Linked DNA regions of Homo sapiens: region 2 is linked to region 1. A link is a loop called in an ENCODE intact Hi-C map of the cell type or tissue named here. Cell type or tissue: ascending aorta. All regions are shown on one strand. Each heading gives the region's core, and the rest is flanking DNA. Links, peaks and the distances in the headings are about the cores only.

Evidence for each region. A loop is a pair of places that touch in the nucleus more often than their neighbours do. Peaks named below come from ENCODE experiments on the same cell type or tissue, not always from the same donor. Only the 100,000 strongest peaks of a DNase experiment are listed, where the experiment ranks them.
Region 2: a loop joins it to region 1, with 7 times the contacts of the local background. A loop is called at or near these places in 42 of 110 quality-filtered maps.

The regions. Positions count from the first base shown.
Region 1 is chr11:118,684,199-118,695,353 of GRCh38, reverse strand. It overlaps LOC105369519 (a long non-coding RNA gene), which reads right to left and starts at 5,805. Exons shown (of 4, transcript XR_007062909.1): 1 at 5,719-5,805; 2 at 2,239-2,402. It also overlaps the pseudogene TREHP1. RefSeq lists enhancers at 2,846-3,105, 5,157-5,276, 6,761-7,275, 7,276-7,791. In ascending aorta, for the core only: CTCF peaks have their summits at 5,071 (motif pointing right) and 5,417; DNase peaks (open chromatin) are centred at 5,083, 5,303 and 5,759; H3K4me3 peaks cover 1,537 bases; H3K27ac peaks cover 1,606 bases.
Region 2 is chr11:118,926,038-118,934,037 of GRCh38, reverse strand. It overlaps the pseudogene RN7SL688P. Among named protein-coding and RNA genes, the nearest start is that of BCL9L, 4.1 kb to the right of the region's middle. RefSeq lists enhancers at 4,980-5,029, 5,040-5,319, 5,330-5,449, 5,799-6,300 and silencers at 6,988-7,047, 7,868-8,000. In ascending aorta, for the core only: CTCF peaks have their summits at 3,584 (motif pointing right), 5,821 (motif pointing right) and 7,980; DNase peaks (open chromatin) are centred at 3,587, 4,377, 5,357, 5,787 and 2 weaker places; H3K4me3 peaks cover 3,439 bases; H3K27ac peaks cover 6,466 bases.

The sequences.
Region 1 (11,155 bases), core at 1,593-9,592:
GTTCAAGACCAGCCTGGCCAACATGGTGAAACGCCATCTCTACTAAAAATACAGAAATTAGCCGGGTGTCATGGCGCATGCCTATAGTCCCAGCTACTCGGGAGGCTGAGGCAGGAGAATCGCTTGAACCCGGGAGGTGGAGGTTGCAGTGAGCCCAGATCACGCCACTGTACTCCAGCCTGGGAGACAGGGCGAGACTCTGTCTCAAACAACAACAACACAAAATTCTCAAATGATTTTATTATCAGCTGTAGCACAACCCAGGAAGGTGCATAAAACACATATGGCAGTTTAACAGATCACTGTGAAGCAGACACCTGGAAATCGAGTGGTGACAGGGCCTTGCATCCCAGAAGCTGGAAGTGCGCAGCTCCACACCATCCCGGCCTCGCTGCCCGCCACGGGGGATGTCGGGAAGCGTTTGCCCTAGAGCTCAGGTGAGAGGTCTGGGGATCCAGAGCTGGTGTCTACCAGACAAGGCAGGTGTGAGAAGCTGTGGATGCACACGCTCAGTGTCACCTGATGTTTGGGTCTGTATATATGGATATTAGTCCTTGGTTCCTTATGCATTATTCGACACCCTTCCTTCACCCTCTTCCTACAGTGAGGTCTGCCTCTCACATCCAGAGGGAGGTTGAAGTTAGGCCAGGCAGAGGCGTGCTACAATATCCCTAGGACATTAGAACCTGGACGGAAATGTAATGGGAATGAAGGAAAGCATGTGACCGGAAGGCCCCTTGAGAAGAGAGCAGATGCTCAGAGGAAGGATCTGCTTGAGATTCCCTTCAGCTGTGACAGAAATCTGAAAACCAGAGGCTTAAACAACTATGAGGGTTGTTTTTTCATATCACAGAAGTCTAAGGCTGTCGTGACTCGAAGTTGCCATCGAGAACCCAGTCTCTTTTCACCTTCCTGGGCTGCCATCTGAAGCAGGTGGCTGTCGGCTGAGGTTTACTGCCTCGTGGATACAAGGTGGCTGCTGCAGTGCCAAGCCTTTCATCTGCATCAAGGCAGGAAGAGGGAGGGCAAAGGACTCAACGCAGAGCCGGTTGAGTCTCTCCCCTTTTAGGAGCCTGCCTCAGATCCTTTTGCAGTGACGTCCACTTATGTCTCATTTGCCAGAACTGGGTCCCTGGCCACCCTGAACTGTAGGGGAGCCTGGAAAATCAACTTAAACAAAGCTGGTCACGCTGATACCCTGAGAACAGGCATTGAGAAGGAAACTAGTAGCTTTTCCTCAAAGAAATAATTTGCAGTGGGGACAATAAGACTTCCCTCCCCTAAGCTGCTTTCTAAGGATGGTGGGCCCAGGAGGGCTCAGAGCCCTTGCTGCATGGGGTGAAACTTGGGGTCAGAGCTGAGTTGCTGAGGACGAAGAAGAGGCTGAGCTGCGTCTCCTGTGGTGCCCTTCCCAGCCCTTCACACAGCTTGCAGCTTCTCCTTGAAATCAAAGCTGAACCCATATTTTAAAGTGTTCTGTTTTCCCACCAATGATGTATCTGCTTGTAAATGTGTTAAGAAAGACTGGGCAGACAAGCTAAGTGGTGAGATGTGGGTGGGGACTCAGGTACACGCAACCCCGAGGGCAGCCCAGAGCTGCGTCCTTATGGGCTAGGGCTTCACCATATTGGTCAGGCTGGTCTCAAACTTCTGACTTCAGGTGATCCGCCTGCCTCGGCCTCCCAAAGTGCTGGGATTACAGGCATGAGCCACTGTGCCCAGCCCTATCTTCCTTTTAGACTTGTAAGAGATCTCTACATATTACAGATACCAATATGTACATAGGATACCAATTTAAAGGGACACCAAATGATTGTGTCAACATTCCAGGCTGAGGTTGCATTCAGGGGTGCGGTCCTGCGCTCTGCAGGAGTACGAAGTCCCAGCCCACAAAGCCCCTTTGGTGGAGGTCAGACTCCTCCTAACCGTACCCACACAGGAATCACTCTTAGATTTACAGTCAGAATTAGAGACATTGAGACATTTTAAAAACAGGAGCGTGTGAGCTGAAATATAAATTTCCACCTTCCTTTGACAAATCAGGATCCCCCAGCCCCATAGCAGCCACCCTCTGAGCAGTGGCCTCCCTTACACAGGAATACGCTTCCGGTTCAGCCCAGTTCCCGTCACCCCAAGACTAGGTCCCCAACACTCACTTCCCCCTTGCACTGTTGGCTCCCTTATCCCCAACATATTTTGCACATTCCTATTACTGGAATTTGAGTTTGCAACACTGACCTAGAGCAAAGCCTTCAATTTATATACAGGCAACGAGGAATGGTAGAGGTTCTTGCCCAAGGGCACACAGCCTATGATGGTACAGCCAGGCCTTCAGTGGGGTCTCTTGGGAACTAGTGTCCCCGGAGATCAACTAACACTGCGAATCCCTGGGACTGCAGAGCCTGTGGGGGAGAAAGGGAATGTAACTTGAGTTGGGGTCACTTGGTTGCATCTGAATTTGCTGGTATTGGGCTGTGGCAGTGGAACTCCTGGCCTGGCAGGGAGATGCCTAGTTGTCTGGGCATGGTAGCTCCCTCACCCCATGCCCTGTTCCCACGGGGAGAGAGGAAGCCGCAGTGGTTGAGGTGAAAACCAGAGGTCGTGCAGCCCTGGCAGACAGAGGCAACCACGGACAGCTGCAGCAGGCTGGTGACTGGCCCACAGGCACCCTCCACACCCTTGCTGCAAAAATTGCTGTCGTGTGCAGAATTTCGGAAACGTGCAAAGCCTGAGAGTGGGTGCTCAGGAGCCCTCCCTGGTGTGTGCAGGCAGCCCTCGGTGACTCAGCCCAAACCCCAACCATGGGCATCAGGCAGCTGAGGGCTAAAAAAAAAAAAAAAAAAGTTTCTGATGTACAGATGGCTGTGGTTTGAGTAGAGGAGTAGGAGGAGAGAAATGGAGCCTTCCTTGTCTTGCTCCAAGCTCTGGTTGAGGCGTAGGCCCTGCTCTGGGAGGAGGAGGCGGCAATGAGGCACACAGGCTGGGGGTCAGGCTGCGAAACAGCAAGCCTGCCCCTTGGTGGTCTGCCCGCTGCCCTACCTGTGTCCTCCCCACCAGCTCCTCCTCTCCTCTTGTTTCAGGGAGTTCTCTCCTCCTCTGTCTCCCCTCACTGCAGGCTCATGTCCTGTTTACCCTCTGGGATCTCTCCTGTCCAAGGATGACTCAGAGATGGGCCTGGAACATCAGGAGAGCCGGAATGCAAGAAAATAGAGATGAGTTCGGGCCTGCCCTCATGACCAACCCACCAGCCTTGGGCAAATCCCGGCAACCACTGTGTGGTTCTCTGCAGAATGAGAGGCTTGGCCTGAATGAACTTGAGGCCCCTTGTGCAGTCATAATAGGCCCCATAATAGGCACTGGACCTGCAGGCCTGATACCAGATGCAGCTGCCAGAGCCTGGCCTGAGGTCCAAGAGCCCACTGGCCAGAGCCGGTCCTCCCTCCCTCTCCTCCTCCAAGCTGCCCCTTGAACTGTGCAGGCCTCTTCTCAGGATTGTTCTAGCAAACTTTCTGCTCCAGCTTCCTAGTCTGGGTGTGAGAGGCGGCCTAAGGGCCTGACCACAGCACCCGGGCTCAAGCCCTGACCCTAATATTCTCTCTGTGACCCAGGGCAGGTCAAGGCTCTTTCCTGAGCCTGAGTTTCCATCACCAGGGACAGAGATGAGTGACCCTGTCCTGTCTCCTGGACTCAGGCGATGTCCACCCTTCGTTCCACATGGATTTATGGAGCTGTGGCCACATCAGCCACTTTACCAGCTCCTGCAAGAACAATAATAATAGAAGAAAAACAGCTGGGCACGGTGGCTCATGCCTGTAATCCCAGCACTTTGGGAGGCCAAGGTGGGAGCTATCATCTGAGGTCAGGAGTTCGAGACCAGCCTGGCCAACATGGTGAAACCCCATCTCTATGAAAAATACAAAATTAGCCGGGCATGGTGGCGCACGCCTGTAATCCCAGCTACTCGGGAGGCTGAGGCAGGAGAGTCGCTTGAACTTGGGATGTGGAGGTTGCAGTGAGCCAAGATCGCGCCATTGCACTCCAGTCTGGGCAACAAGAGAGAAACTCTGTCTCCAATAATAATAATAATAATAGAAGCAAAACAGTAACAGAAGCACGGTTTGAAGTAGAGAGAAGTTAGGGCCCGCTGGTGTGGGTGAGCGGAGGGTGTGTTAGAGAGGATGGGGAGGGAAGGTGTCTCTGAGGAGGTGATGTGTGAGCAGAATTGTGGCAGGAACCATTGCTGAGCTGATCTGGGAGAGGACAGTCCAGGCACGGAAAGGGCCGTGCAGAGGCCCTGAGGCACTGTTCAGGGATTGGGAAGAAGGCCTGTGTGACTGGGGCAGAGTGGGAACAGGTCCAGGGAAAGCGGGGCTCCAAGCAAGAGGGTCTGGGCTTGGGCTCCAGTGGTAGGACTAGGGACGGGATAAAACCCCAAACCCTTTCCCCAGATGAGGGGATGTGGATGAGCAAAGTAGCTCAGGACGGGGCTGAGCAAGCAGTAGCCCTGATTCCTCCTGAGACGGAGGCCTGGCCCAGGAGCTCAGGGAAGGAGAGCCCAGCAGGCAGTGAACATCTACCCAGTGGTGCCAGAGACAGTGCAGGCAGCCCAGAGGAGACAGGACAGGCTGGGGTTTCCTGGGGAGGGTGGGGAGACTTCCTGGAGGAGGTGAGGCGTTAGAGTAGATGCTGCCCGTCTGACCTCAGAAGTTCTTTCTAGAGGGCTCCTGTAGGGCCCAAAGGCAGCACTGCCCCAGGGAACGACTCCCAGGCCACAAAGTACAGAATCCTGCCGGCGCAGCGCTTGGCCGCCCTGAACACAGTCCTGTGGGATGAGCAGACCAGTGCCTGGTTCGACTACGACCTTGAGAACAAGGAGAACCGGGAGTTTTACCCATCCAACCTCACTCCACTCTGGAACGGGTGTTTCTCTGACCCTGGCGTGGCGGACAAGGCTCTGAAATACCTGGAGGTGAGGGCACAGAAGGTGGCTCTGGCCCACTGCAGGCAGCACTGCCCCCTCCCGACCCTGAGCAGGACCTGCAGGGGAGGCCGCTTCCTCCGGCTGTGCCCCTTGTCCCAGCCGGCAGGTCCCGCGGAGCCACCGGGGGGCAGCTGTGAGCCGAGAAGAGAAGGGCCAGGAAAGGGACATCTGGCTTCCCGCCGGGCCCAGCGTCCTGGCTCCCAGTCCAGCCCCACCCACAGTCACGGGAATGTCTGGAACCTTCTAGGGCAGCCAGATCCTGATCTACCAATATGCCCCAGAATTGGATCCGAACCAACTTTGATGTCTACCAGCAAGTCAGCCATGTATGAGAAGATGAGCTGGCCTGAGCCCTCCCCGTACCCCCAGGGCGTCCCCGTGGTGAGGCGGGAGGGTCAGGCTTGGCAGGGCTCAGGGCAAGCGCAGCTGGGATGGTGGCGGCGCCCAGTGGGCACTCCTGGGCACTGCAGGGGCTGCTGGGAGGCAGAGCGGCTTCTCCCGACAAGGATCCCGTTGTTTGTTGTCCCTGTGGCTGGGGGTGGGTGGGGTGGGGGCAGTGCCTGACCTACGGCCCGCCCTCTTATTCCCAGTATGACATTAGCAACGGTGGAGAGCCCGGTGGCGGAGGGGAGTATGAAGTTCAGGTGAGCAGGCCAGGGGTGGGCTGGCCATCACCCTACAGGAAACTCCTGGGCTCTGCTGCCCACGATCCCCGCCCCAGGCCTCAGTGTGCTCACCTGCATGTGGGCCTGGAGGAGGAGCTGACTGGTGCTCCCTGTACCGCTAGGGTTAGGCAGGGCCAGTGCCCCTGGGAAGAGAGCCCACAGCCCCCACTGAGAGGTGACAGCGTGCTGGCAGTCCTCACAGCCCTTGCTCGCTTTTGGCGCCTCCTCTGCCTGGACTCCCACTTTGGCGGCACTTGAGGAGCCCTTCAGCCCACCGCTGCACTGTGCGAGCCCCTTTCTGGGCTGGCCAAGGCAGGAGCCCACTCCTTCAGCTTGCAGAGAGATGTGGAGGGAGAGGCGAGAGCGGGAACCGGGGCTGCGCGCGGCGCTTGCGGGCCAGGTGGAGTTCCGGGTTGGCGTGGGCTTGGCGGGCCCGCACTAGGAGCAGCCGACCGGCCCTGCTGGCCCCGGGCAATGAAGGACTTAGCACCCGGGCCAGCGGCTGCGGAGGGTGTACTGGGTCCCCCAGCAGTGCAGGCCCACTGGCGCTACGCTCGATTTGTCACCGGGTCTTAGCTGCCTTCCCCCAGGGCAGGCCTCGGGACTGCAGCCCGCCATGCCTGAGCCTTCCCCCGCCTCCCTGGGCTCCTGTGCAGCCCGAGCCTCCCCAAGGAGCACTGCCCCCGCTCCACGGTGCCCAGTCCCATCGACCACCCAAGGGCTGAGGAGTGCGAGCGCACGGCACGGGACTGGCAGGCAACTCTACCTGCAGCCGGGGTGCGGAATCCACTGGGTGAAGCCAGCTGGACTCCTGGGTCTGGTGGAGACGTGGGGAACCTTTATGTCTAGCTCAGGGATTGTAAATACACCAATCGGCACTCTGTATCTAGCTCAAGGTTTGTAAACACACCAATCAGCACCCTGTGTTTAGCTCAGGGTTTGTGAGTGCACCAATCGACACTCTGTATCTAGCTGCTCTGGTGGGGCCTTTGAGAACCTTCCTGTCCATACTCTGTATCTAACTAATCTGATGGGGAAGTGGAGAACCTTTGTATCTAGCGCAGGGATTATAAATGCACCAATCAGCGCCCTGTCAAAACAGACCACTGGGCTCTACCAATCAGCAGGATGTGGGTGGGGCCAGATAAGAGAATAAAAGCAGGCTGCCCGAACCACCAGCGGCAATCTGCTGACGTCCTCTTCCACACTGTGGAAGCTTTGTTCTTTTGCTCTTTGCAATAAATCTTGCTACTGCTCACTTTTTGTGTCCACACTGCTTTTATGAGCTGTAACACTCACCACGAAGATCTGCAGCTTCACTCCTGAAGCCAGCGAAACCACGAGCCCACCGGGAGGAACGAACAACTCCAGACGTGCTGCTTTAAGAACTGTAACACTCACCGTGAGGGTCCGTGGCTTCATTCTTGAAGTCAGTGAGACCAAGAACCCACCAATTCCGGACACACCACCAAGGGTTTGGGGCTTCCCCAGAAACCTGGCCCCACTGCCCTGCCTCTCCCAGGAGGGCTTTGGCTGGATGAATGGCGTGGTCCTGATGCTACTGGACTGCTGTGGTGACCGGCTGACCTTAGGGGCCCAGCTGGCTTTCTTGGAGCCCCACTGTCTGGCGGCCACCCTTTTTCCCAGCCTCCTGCTCAGCCTTCTGCCACAGTGACAGCCCTCCCCTCCTCACCTGGCCCCAGCTCCTGTCCCATTAAACCTCTGCACCAGTTCCTGTCTTCCCCTGCCTCTTCATGCCCTCCTACCTCCCAGCCTGTCCTCTGATCAGAGTGAGGTGGGGGGCAGGGTCATGACCTGGAGGGCATGGGTAGGGGCCTAGCTCCCTCCTGGAACCTTCAATAGGGTGGAAATCCTGCTCTGGGGGGAAGACCTATCCCTCCTACCCCAAGTGCCCCAGCGCCAAGCCCCACACCTCCAGCCTTCCACTCACTTCCTTAGTCTGAAGGCTTTACAAATACTGAAAACCCCAGCCTGGGCCCAGGCAACCAAGGGCTCAATGCTGGGAAGGAGAGCAGGGGAGGTGGGGCCCGAAGAAATATGTATAATTTATTTCTGCCCCTGATATTATTCCTTCAAAGGAGTCTGAATTTGAATGGATTGTCTCTGATCTATTTATCCCCCAGGGCATCATTAAAACAATTGTAAAATCAGCTGGCAATTAGTGGAGTTTAACTGCTGGATGTGCTCAGGGAAAGAGAGGAAGGGAGCCCTGCCAAGACCACTGTCACCCCAGAGTGGCTGTAGCCATCCCCAAAGCTGTGTCTCCCCGAGGAGCAACCTCATGGGCTTAACACAGAGGGTGGGAAATAGACCAGGACCATAATTCAGCCAGTTGCTCCCCAAATACACAAATGAACAATAGCACGCTCTGGGTAGAGTGTGGTGAGGCAGCCAGTACCCAGCATTGCTACAATATGTTATCTAAAATGTTTGTTTTCCTACAAAAAATTACGAGACACACACAAAAAAACAGAAAAGTATGACACACACACACACAACCAGGCAAGAGAAATTGTCTTATAGGAGTGACCACTAGGCTGGGCACGGTGGCTCACACCTGTAATCCCAGCACTTTGGGAGGCTGAGATGGGTGGATCACCTGAGGTCAGGAGTTCGAGACCAGCCTGGCCAACATAATGAAACCCTGTCTTCTACTAAAAATACAAAAATTAGCTGGGTGTGGTGGCGGGCGCCTGTAATCCCAGCTACTCGGGAGGCTGAGGCAGGAGAATCGCTTGAACCCAGGAGGTGGAGGTTGCAGCGACCCAATATTGCACTGCTGCACTCCAGCCTGGGCAACAGAGCGAGACTCCATCTCAGAAAAAAAAAGTGACCACTATATACTAAAGAAAGGGTATCAATAAACAGATGGAAAGTATTAAAAAGGGCCAGGGGGTATAGTGGCTCACCCCGGTGGTCCCAACATTTGGTAGGCTGAGGCAGGCAAATCACTTGAGCCCAGGAGTTCAAAACCAGCCAAGGCAACATAGTGAGACCCCATCTCTACAAAAATAAAAAATTAGCCAGGTGTGGTGGTGCACACCTGTAGTCCCAGCTACTCAGGACGCTGAGGTGAGATTGCTTAAGCCCAGGAGGTGGAGGCTGCAGTGAGCTGTGATTGTGCCACTGCATTCCAGCCTGGGCAACAGAGCAAGATCCTGTCTCAAAAATCATAATAATAAAAAAATAAAAATTAAAAAAGGGCTGGGTGTGATGGCTCACACCTGTAATCCCAGTGCTTCGAGAGGCCAAGGCAAGAGGATCACTTGAGGACAGGATTTCAGGGCCAGCCTGGGCAACATAGTGAGCTGTAATTTTTAAAATTAGCCAGGCATTATGGCACATGCCTGTAGTCCCAGCTATTTGGGAGGATGAGGTGGAAGGATTGTTTGAGCCCAGGAGTTCAAGGTTGCAAGGAGCTGTCATTGAGCCACTGCACTCCTGCATGGGTGACAGAGGAAAACTCTGTCTCTAGAAAATAAAAGAAAAAGAAAATACAAAGAGAACCGGCCAGGCACGGTGGCTCATGCCTGTAATCCCAGCACTTTGGGAGGCCAAAGTGGGAGGACCACCTGAAGTCAGGAGTTCGAGACCAGCCTGGCCAACATGGTGAAACCCTGTCTGTACTAAAAATACAAAAATTAGCTGGGCGTGGTGGGGCATGCCTGTAATCCCAGCTACTGGGGAGGCTGAGGCAGGAGAATTGCTTGAATCCAGGAGGCAGAGGTTGCAGTGAGCCGAGATTGTGCCATTGCACTCCAGCCTGGGCGACAGAGTGAGACTCTCAAATTAAAAAAAAAAAAAAAGAACTAAATGGGGGTTTCTTGTTTCTGGCTTAGGGTGTAAGGAGTGTGGCAACTGTCACTCCATCTTAACAACAGTAAAAAGCTGAATAAACAACACCCGCAACTCTTCTTAGATCTGTCAGAGAATTAAGGTCACAGAGCAAATTAAGGTCACAGAGCTGCCTCCAAAACTGGAGACAGACAGGCAGATCCAGAGAGTCACAACTTACCAGAGTAGACACCTCCACACTGGGTTTCTTTTACCCAGTACTGGTTTGGTTTCAAGAAAAAACTAGAAGTCTTACTAAAAGGCAGAAAATACCACTTGAAGCGACAGAGCGAGTAACAGAACCAGACTCAACTATAGCGGGGATGTTGGAATTATCAGGCCGGAAATTTGAAACAACTATGATTAACATGCCAAGGGTGCTCATGGAAAAAGTAGACAACATGCAAGAACAGATAAGTAATTTAAGCAGAGGGATGAAAATTCTAAGAAAAAAACAAAGAAGAAGTACAATGAGGAGAAAAAAACACAAAGGAAGTGCCTTTGATCAGCTCTTTAGTAGACTGGACAAAGCTGAGGAAAGAATCCATGAACTTGAGGATATGTCAATAGAAACTTCCAAAACTCAAAAGCAAAGAGAGGCAAGACTGAAACAGACAGAACAGAATATCCAAAACTGTGGGACAATGACAAAAGTCATCACATATGCATTAATGGGAATACAGAGCAAGAAAGAGGGAACTGAAGATACATTTGAAACAATAATGAATGAGAATTTCCCCAAATTTGTATCAGACACCAAACCACAGATCCAGGAAGCTCAGAAAATACTAAGGAAGACAGATGCCCCCCAAAAAGAAGAAAAAATCAACACCTAGGCATATTATATTCAAATTGCAGAAATTCAAAGATAAAAAGTCTTGGAAGAGGGCAGAGGAGTAAAAAAAACCTTACCTATGGAGGACCAAGGATAAAAATAACACCAGACTTCTTAGAAACCATGCAAGGAAGAAGAGAGCCATGTGAGATATTTAAAGCATTGACAGAGAAGAAGACCCCACCAACCTATAATCCCTAGAATCTCTTTCCTGCAAAACCATCCTTCAAAAGTGATGGAGAGGCCAGCACAGTGGCTCATGCCTGTAATCCCAGCCCTTTGGGAGGCCGAGGCAGGCAGATGGCTTTGAGCTCAGGAGTTTGGGACCAGCCTAGGCAACATGGTGAAACCCCGTCTCTACAAAAAAAATACAAACTTTAGTGGTGGCACATGCCTGTGGTCCCAGCTACTTTGGGGGGCTGAGGCTGGAGGATCACTGGAACCTGAGAGGCGGAGATTGCAGTGAGCCGAGATAGCACCACTGCACTCCAGCCTGGGCAACAGAGCAAGAATCTGTCTTAAAAAAAAAAAAAAAAAAAGAAAAGAAAAGAAAGAAAAGAAAAAGAAAAAAAGGAAAAAAAAAGTGATGGAGAAATGAGAACTTTCACAAGCCAACAAAAATTGAGAGAATCTGTAGACCTGTCTTGCAAGAAGTATTTAAAAAAAAAAAAACTTCTTCAGAGAAAAGAAAGATGATATAAGTTAGAAACTTTGAACTACATAAACAAGGGAAGAGCTTTAGAGAAGGAATAAGTGAAGGTAAAATAAAAGCTTTTACTTTTCTTATCCTTAGTTAATCTAACAGATAATGGTTTGTTC
Region 2 (8,000 bases), core at 1-8,000, 240 kb before region 1:
TTTTAGTAGAGACGGGGTTTCACCATGTTGGCCAGGCTGGTCTCAAACTCCTGACTTCAAGTGATCCACCCACCTCGGCCTCCCAAAGTGTTGGGATTACAGGCGTAAGCCACTGTGCCCCGCCAGGTTATAGGTCTTGACAGATGGAGAACACAAGGCCCAGGGAAGTGAATCAGTTTGTTTTAAGTCACAGAGCAGGTTTTAGATCTGGCTGGGATTGGGACTGTGCCTGGCCCAGGGCTTTGTCAACAATCCAGGGAAGGCTTTTTAGAATGAGTAAGAGAGCTACATAAATATAAACAGGGTCATGATGAGAGAGAAAAGGAGGGCCTGGGAGATGGCAGGTTCTGAGCACCCCTCCAGGCTCTGGGGGATGTCCAGATAAGGAGGCTGAGCCTGCCTTCCCAGATCGTATGGCCTCACAGGGAAATGAGCCAGACACAGGAAGAAGTCCAATGGAAAGTTGGATCAAGTGCTGCCGTGGTGTCGTGGAAAGAGTCTGGACACGGAATCAGGAGGCTCTTCCAGCTATCAGCACCAACCCTATGCTTTTAGGCGAGTCCTTTCACCACTCTGGACCTTCACCAAGCAGTTTCCTCACCTGAGAACATTCCCTCTCTCAAAAATAACAGTCCTATAGTGCTACATATTAGAGCAGATTAATACAGTAACTAAATATATTGTGGGCATGCTCTCCCCTCCAGCACAATCTCGGAAAGCCTCTTGCCTTCCATTAGCAGCAAGAATGAAATGTTCCCAGGACGCAGAACTGCCAGACCAAGGGGGCAGTGGGCGAGACACAGGTGACTGACCAACTGGCTTTCTCTGAGGTCCTGCCTATGACAGCTTCTCCTGGGTTTATGAGCTCTGGTAGCCCCATGCAGATGAGAGCTAAGTGAGGGTTTTTCTGTCAACAAGCCAACTATTTAATCGCTATCTATAGGATAAAGAAGGGCATGAAGATAAAGGCACCTAAGCCTCTTGTTTTACACTTGAAGAAGCTGCAACCCAGAGACAGGAAGTGACTAGGCCAAGGTCTTGTACTTTGGACTCTCAGAACAAAGTTCTTTTGGGACTTGGAGAATTAGAAATGGGTTGTTTGGGGCCGGGCGTGGTGGCTCACGCCTGTAATCCCAGCACTTTGGGAGGCCGAGGCGGGCGGATCACAAGGTCAGGAGTTCAAGACCATCCTGCCTAAAACGGTGAAACCCCGTCTCTACTAAAAATACAAAAAATATTAGTTAGCCAGGCGTGGTGGTGGGCGCTTGTAATCCCAGCTACTCGGGAGGCTGAGGCAGGTGAATGGCGTGAACCCAGGAGGTGGAACTTGCAGTGAGCCGAGACCGCGCCACTGCACTCCAACCTGGGTGACAGAGCGAGACTCCATCTCAAAAAAAAACAAAAAACTAAAAACCAGAAATGGGTTGTTTGGGTCAGGCATGGTGGCTCATGCCTGTAATCCCAGCACTTTGGGAGGCTGAGGTGGGCAGATCACAAGGTCAAGAGTTTGAGACTAGCCTGGCCAACACGGTGAAACCCCATCACAACTAGTAATACAAAAATTAGCCAGGCGTAGTGGCACATGCCTGTAATCCCAGCCACCAGCTACCAGCTACTTGGGAGGCTGAGGCAGGAGAATTGCTTGAACCTGGGAGGCAGGGGTTGCAGTGAGCAGAGATCACGCCACCGCACTCCAGCCTGGACGATAGAGCAAGACTCTGTCTCGGAAAAAAACAACAAAAAAAGCATTGTTTGGGAACGCCGCCTTAGAGGCCTCTCATAACAACTGGTGGAGAGCCTTTGGTGGGATGCTATTTTTTTTTTTTTTTTGAGACAGGGTCTAACTCCAATTGCCCAGGCTGGAGTGCAGTGGCACGATCTCGGCTCACTGCAGCCTCGACCACCCCTGACTCAGGTGATTCTCCCACCTCAGCCTCCCAAGTAGCTGGGACTACAGGAATGCGCCACCATGCCTGGCTAATTTTTTTTTTTTTCGTACTTTCAGTAGAGACAGAGTTTTGCCATGTTGCCCAGGCTGATTTTGAACTCCCAGACTCAAGCAATCCACCCACCTCAGCCTCTCAAAGTGCTGGGATTACAGGCATGAGCCTCCACACCCAGCCTCCTATTCTATCTTTAGAGCTCTAGTGAGATGTACTGTTTGCCTGGACAGAACCATACCTGATGCTGGAAGTTCCAGCTCAGACAGTTGGTCCCTGCAGGAAGCTTCCCCAAACTCTCAAGTCTGGGATTGGTGTCCACTTCCCCTAAATGTGCCCACACTGAATTGAAATCACCCACTCACTTGTTGTCTGACCCCCACTAGGCTGCAGGCTGTGTGAGGAAAAGGACAAACATCTATGTCACCAACATGTACCAACCTAGTGTCTAGTCAAGTGCCAGGCACATAGCAGGTCCTCAATAAATATCTGTTGGATGAATAAGTAGGTGGGGTTGGTCAGAGAAGGATTCCTGAAGGAAAAGACTTTTTTTGTTTGTTTGTTTGTTTTAAGAGACAAGGTCTCATCTGGTTTGAGTTGGTGTTTGAAAAAATAAATAAAGAGACAGGGTGTCCTGGTGTTGTCAGGCTTGTGTGCCCAATCCCACCATGATCAGCACCAGAGTTTCAATCTGTTCCATTCTGACCTGGGCCAGCTCACCCTTCCTTAGTCAACCTGGCGGTCTCCCACTCCTAGGAGGTCACCATATCGATGCTGAACTTGGTGTGGACACCCATCAGCATAATGCATTGCAGCCCAGAACTCCCGGGGTCAAGTGATCCTCCTGCCTGCTAGCTGGGACTACAGGGCTTGCCACCGAGCTGGGAGAAAAGGCAACTATTGAGGTATCACAGGGTACAAGGAGGACAGAATTGTCCCCAATTGGGTGAACTGCCCATGCAAAAAGAAGTCTTGAAAGGAAAGTAGTGGGAAATAAGGACAGGGAGAAAAGTAAGGCAATTGAAGGGGAGGGGGGGAAGGAGCCCTTCAAGATGATTGGCTTTGCTAATCAGGGAGGGCTTTGGGTAGATGGGAGGAAGGGTCTCAGCCATGTTGGGGATAAGAACACCTGGAATCCCTCAAGTGGAGTCTTTTTACAGGGAGGGTCCTAGAAATCAGCTTGGCTGGAGGGGAGAGAAGCTGAAGGGGGTTGGGGTAGCTGGTAGGAGCTTTGAAGCCTGGCTGGTTTGTATTTGATGCTGGGGTCTGGAGGGAATGGGTGCTCTGGGAAGGCCTGAGGCACGGAAGGAAAAGGTAGGAGCAACTTCCTCCTACAGACCCTCTCTATTAGATGGAGACCCTGGGAGGACAGGGCCTGTATCTTCTGTTTTTTTCCTACCCTCCTCCAGGTGTTTGGGACCCACAAGTAGAGCCCCTAGGGCAAGGATCTGGAATTGGCTGAGGCAGCCTACTGAGCGGGATGGTGTGGCAGGGACTGTGGGAGCTCCCTCCTTCCATCAGCCTTCCCAGAACGATCTCCTTCCCTAGGAAGGTGCTGTTCCCGCAAGAGGCACACTCTACTGTCGTCGCCAGTGTTCTTCTTCCGCGAATCCCCATGTGAGCGTATTTTTTCCAGCGGCTGCTAAGCCAGATTTAGCCACCAGGGGGCAAAAAAGCAGCCCTTAAGGTCAGTGTCCCTCCTCTTTCCCCACCCACACACCTGAAGGCCAAGATGGGTGGTGCCTCACCTGGCGCTCCATTCGAGCGCAGTAGCTGCGTTAACCCCTTCCTGCCTAGTCTGCGGTATTCCCTCGGCAGAGTCATCCACAGCAGAGTTGAGGGTCACAGAGGACGGGGGAGGGGCTGTTCGCTAGGGGAGGGGCTAGGGTAGAGGTGAAGTCAGGTTTCCAGCTACTCAGGTCCTTAGTCCTCGCTGGAGCTAGGGGAGGCTAGCGTTCCCTGCCTCCGTTGGGTAGTTAGCCCCCCAGATGGGTGAAGCAGCCCCTCTGGGGGCAAGAGAGGCATGGGCTGCGGTCACCTGCGCTGGGCCTCAGAAGTGGGATGTAGAGGAGAGCGCTGAGGCAGCTACAAAACCCAGACTTCCGGGCTCCCCTGCTTCAATCTGGCAGGGACCTCGGCTGTCGGCTGCAACTTGGAGATGGGGGTGGGGTGGGGGAAGGGTAGCCAAAAAGTGGAGGGAGAGTCCCTGAGGCGGCGGTGGGGAGGGGAGGCAGGGAAGATTAGGCAAGAGAGCGGGCGATTCCCGAACCGTCAGGTGCCTTGTTTTGCGTGTGGCGACTCCAGAACCAAGCAGCCTTTCAGGGCACTGGAACCCAACCAGTTCCGGGATTGCGTTCCGGGGCACAAGGTGTTAAACTGTGGGTGGGAGTGGGGTCCGGAGTCCCTCCTCCTTCCCTCCCTCACAGCGTCACCACCACCGAGTCCACCAGGCTGGCACTCAAGGAGTTAAGTCTGCCCGCAATCTGCAAGACTGGAGCCGCGGAGGGGGAGGAGGGGGAAGCGGAGGGGGTAGAGGAGAAGGGGGAAGCAGACTGCAGGGAGACAGCGCCAGGAACCCCCTCCCCAGGGTCCGGCCCCTGGGCCCCCAGCCCCAAAAGAGGCCCTGTCCTCCCCGGGGTCGTGCTCTCTCCCCCCGCCCTGCCCCCGCCCTCCAGCTTTGTGTCCCCAGGAGGGTGGGCTGCAGGATTTCCAGCCAAGCCTTGCTGCCTGCTCAGTTTTTCCAAACCCTCCAGTCGGGGAAGGCGGCAGTGGTGAGGGATAAGAGTCCCTCCCCCCTGCCCCAGCCGGCCCCCTCTCTCAGCCTCCCTTTCCTGCCCCCACACCTTTTCCAAACTCCTTCCCGTTCCCACCCTGGCCCCTGCTCCTCTATTGGCTCCCAAGTTGCAAGCTCAGGTTGGAAGGGGCCAGGCGGGTCCCACTATCCTGAGAGGCGCTTGTGAATCCACACTCCTCAGGCCGACCCTGAGACCCGCGGGGCACCCGCCCTGCTTCTCTCCGCTTGGCGCCCGCCCCATCCCAGGACCTTGTCCTGGGGTCTCCCACCCCGAAATGGAGGCGTTGCTGGGGGGCGCCGGCAGAACCCGGCAGCAGGCTCTGTGTGGCAGGTGCCAGGCCCTGGGGCAGGCTTCGAGGAGGGGGCAAAGTGTTCCGAGCGCTGGCACGGTTCTGTCCAGCAAGTCTATTATATAATCACCATCTATCAGGAAGCCAGGCAGCTGGAGTGAGTGGGGAAGCCAGGATGCCCGGATCGGCTCTTCCTCCAGGGCCCAGGACGGTGTCGCCACCAAGATGGGGGTGCGGGCGCAGCCCAGCAGTGAGATGATGTGGGGGTCGAGGGGCAAGTGAGGGGCGCTGGGCAGTCAGATGGAGGCCCCACAAACCCCGCCCCCAGACCTCTGACTGACAGTGCCCTGAGCCAATGATTGAAGTCACTGTGGGGCTCTGCGTTAACTCTTTCTTGGGTCCCTATTTGCTTTAGGTGATAGAGTCCTTTTCAGGAACTGTTTGGTCTGGACTCCTCCCACCTTCTCGGGCTAGTGCTCCAGCCGGTGAGGAGTACCAGCTGGAGAATCCTTTTGTCCTAGTAACCCCGGCAACGGGATGCCTAATCTCAGACCCCCAGCAGCCCCAAAGTAAATTGTATTACAAGATACGGTTGTGTGTACACACTGTGCTTCCAGAAACAGCCCCTCGTGGCGCTGGCACACCCACACTGCGTCACGAACGGGCACCCTCACGCACCCATACCCATGCGGGCACTTCCACCGACGAACGCCAACGCTGACACACCTGTGACACCCCTCGTGACACAGTGACACACAGATACACGGAAAGACAGAGGTTCCCCGAGTTGGCCAGTAGAGGGAGCCGCTCGATTCCAGCAAGGGCCCCCTGCCTCTCTCCTTTCCTCCTGGCTCTCTCCAGGGTTCCACCCAGAACTTGTGGCTGCCCAGAGCTCAGCTCCGAATCCCAACCTGGAACCTCCGCTGGGGGAATGAGTCACAGCCCCACCCAGGGGAGCGCTCCGCGTGGCTGCTCCATAGGACATGTATTGTGCACCATTTAAGAGACCCCTGGCAACACAGACTCACTTGCCCCTGCAAACACTGTTTTGGACCTACTACGAACCAGGAATTGTGCCAAAGAGATCATAACAAGCCCCTTTGGCTTGTCATATATGTAAGGGGAGACTGATCCACATAAATGCAGTGGTCCCCTCTAAGAAGCACCCTGTTGGAGAAGTGGGGGCCCATATTATGTCTTTCTGGAGAGGAGATAAGAAATTAAACCTTATTTCCATGGGTCAGGTACTAGCCTAGGTGCTGGGATCTTTCACATTAGAAGCCTCTCTGGGCTTTGGTTTTCTTTTCTTTTAAGTGGGGATAAAATCGACTTCTCAGGACTGTGGTGATTCAACCCCCTAACCCAGGACAGTGCTTGGCACAGCAGGCTGGCACTTGGAAAAGTTTTGGTGATTGGATCAAAGCATCATCATGAGACAACGTGCATGAAAATGCTTTGTAAGCAGTGATGGGACACATGGGGGGGGGTTACTATGTTATCTTCTTTCAGGTTTTTGTCCCCTTCCACCTGTGCCTCCCTAAACCTTGTCCAGTGCCCAGCTGTTGGCACCATCAACCCCTCAAGGCCCTTAGGAATCTTTTGGGGGAAATCAGACATATATATATATGTGTGTGTGTGCATACACCTATACATATATAGGGGTGTGTGTGTGTATATATATATGTGTGTGTGTGTGTGTGACAAGATACAACACATCAGGAAGTACTCAGATGCTATGATGGGATAGGTGGTCAGAAGAGAGGGAGGTCAGTGAGGCTAGAACTATCTGGGGACCATCTGTGAGGAGGGGCAGGGGAGAGGGCCGAGGAAACAGCAGGAACAAGCAGGCTGGCTAGTGTTCTTCCTATCAGACACAGTCAATGCTTGTCACTTGCTATTAATTCTGGGTGGGTGGGGACAGTAGGAAACAGGGAAAGTGCCCTGGGATAAGGAGACCCAAATTCTAGTCCTGGGCTTACCACTTTCTAGCTGGGTAGCTCTGGGTAAGTCCTTAGGTAATGCAAACCTCAATTTCCTCACCTCTGTAATGGGACCATAACCTCTTTCTTGCAGGTTTGTGGTGAGCATTGAAACATGTGAAATGTTTTTAAAAAGCGCTTTGGGCCGGGCGCGGTGGCTCACGCCTGTAATCCCAGCACTTTGGGAGGCCAAGGCAGGTTGATCACCTGAGGTCAGTAGTTCGAGACCAGCCTGGCCGACATGGTGAAACGCTGTCTCTACTAAAAATACAAAATTAGCCGGGCATGGTGGCAGGTGCCTGCAATCCCAGCTACTTGGGAGGTTCAGGCAGGAGAATCGCTTTAACCCAGAAGGCAGAGGTTACAGTGAGCTGAGACCGCGCCTTTGCACTCCAGCCTGGGCAACAAGAGCGAAACTCCATCTCAAAAAAAAAAAAGGGCTTTACATTTTCTTTTTCATTGCCTCGATCGTCCTATAGGGTGGTGAGAGTGTGTGTGTGTGTGTGTGTGTGTGTGAGAGAGAGAGAGAGAGAGAGAAGCACTTTGAGGTTAGGTTAGGAGAGTTCTTTTGAGAAGACAAAGGTTTCACTTCCACAAACATTTTCTTAGCATGCACTTTGTGCTGCTGAGGATTGAGATGAAAAAACTCAGTCTGTGTCCTCAAGGACCTCATGGTCTACTAGGAGAGACATGAATAAAGAGATGCTCAGTGCATTATGGATGTGGGTGGGTACAACGAAGAGGGGACCCAGTGCTGTGTGTGTGTGTGTGTGTGCGCGCGCGTGTGTCCAGGCAACTTCCACTCCTTCCAATCAGTGCAGATAGGAAGGTAGGTTTGTCAAACCTTTCCCTAGCCTGGGATGTTGTTGGCGCGTCTCCTCCCCAGTTCTCAGGAGTGAGGAGGAGAGCAGAAACCCCCCTCCCCGCCCCCGGGCCAACCTGCCTCCCGCTAGCCGGCCGGGCGCCTTACCGAGTCAGACCACTGGGAGGCTGGGGG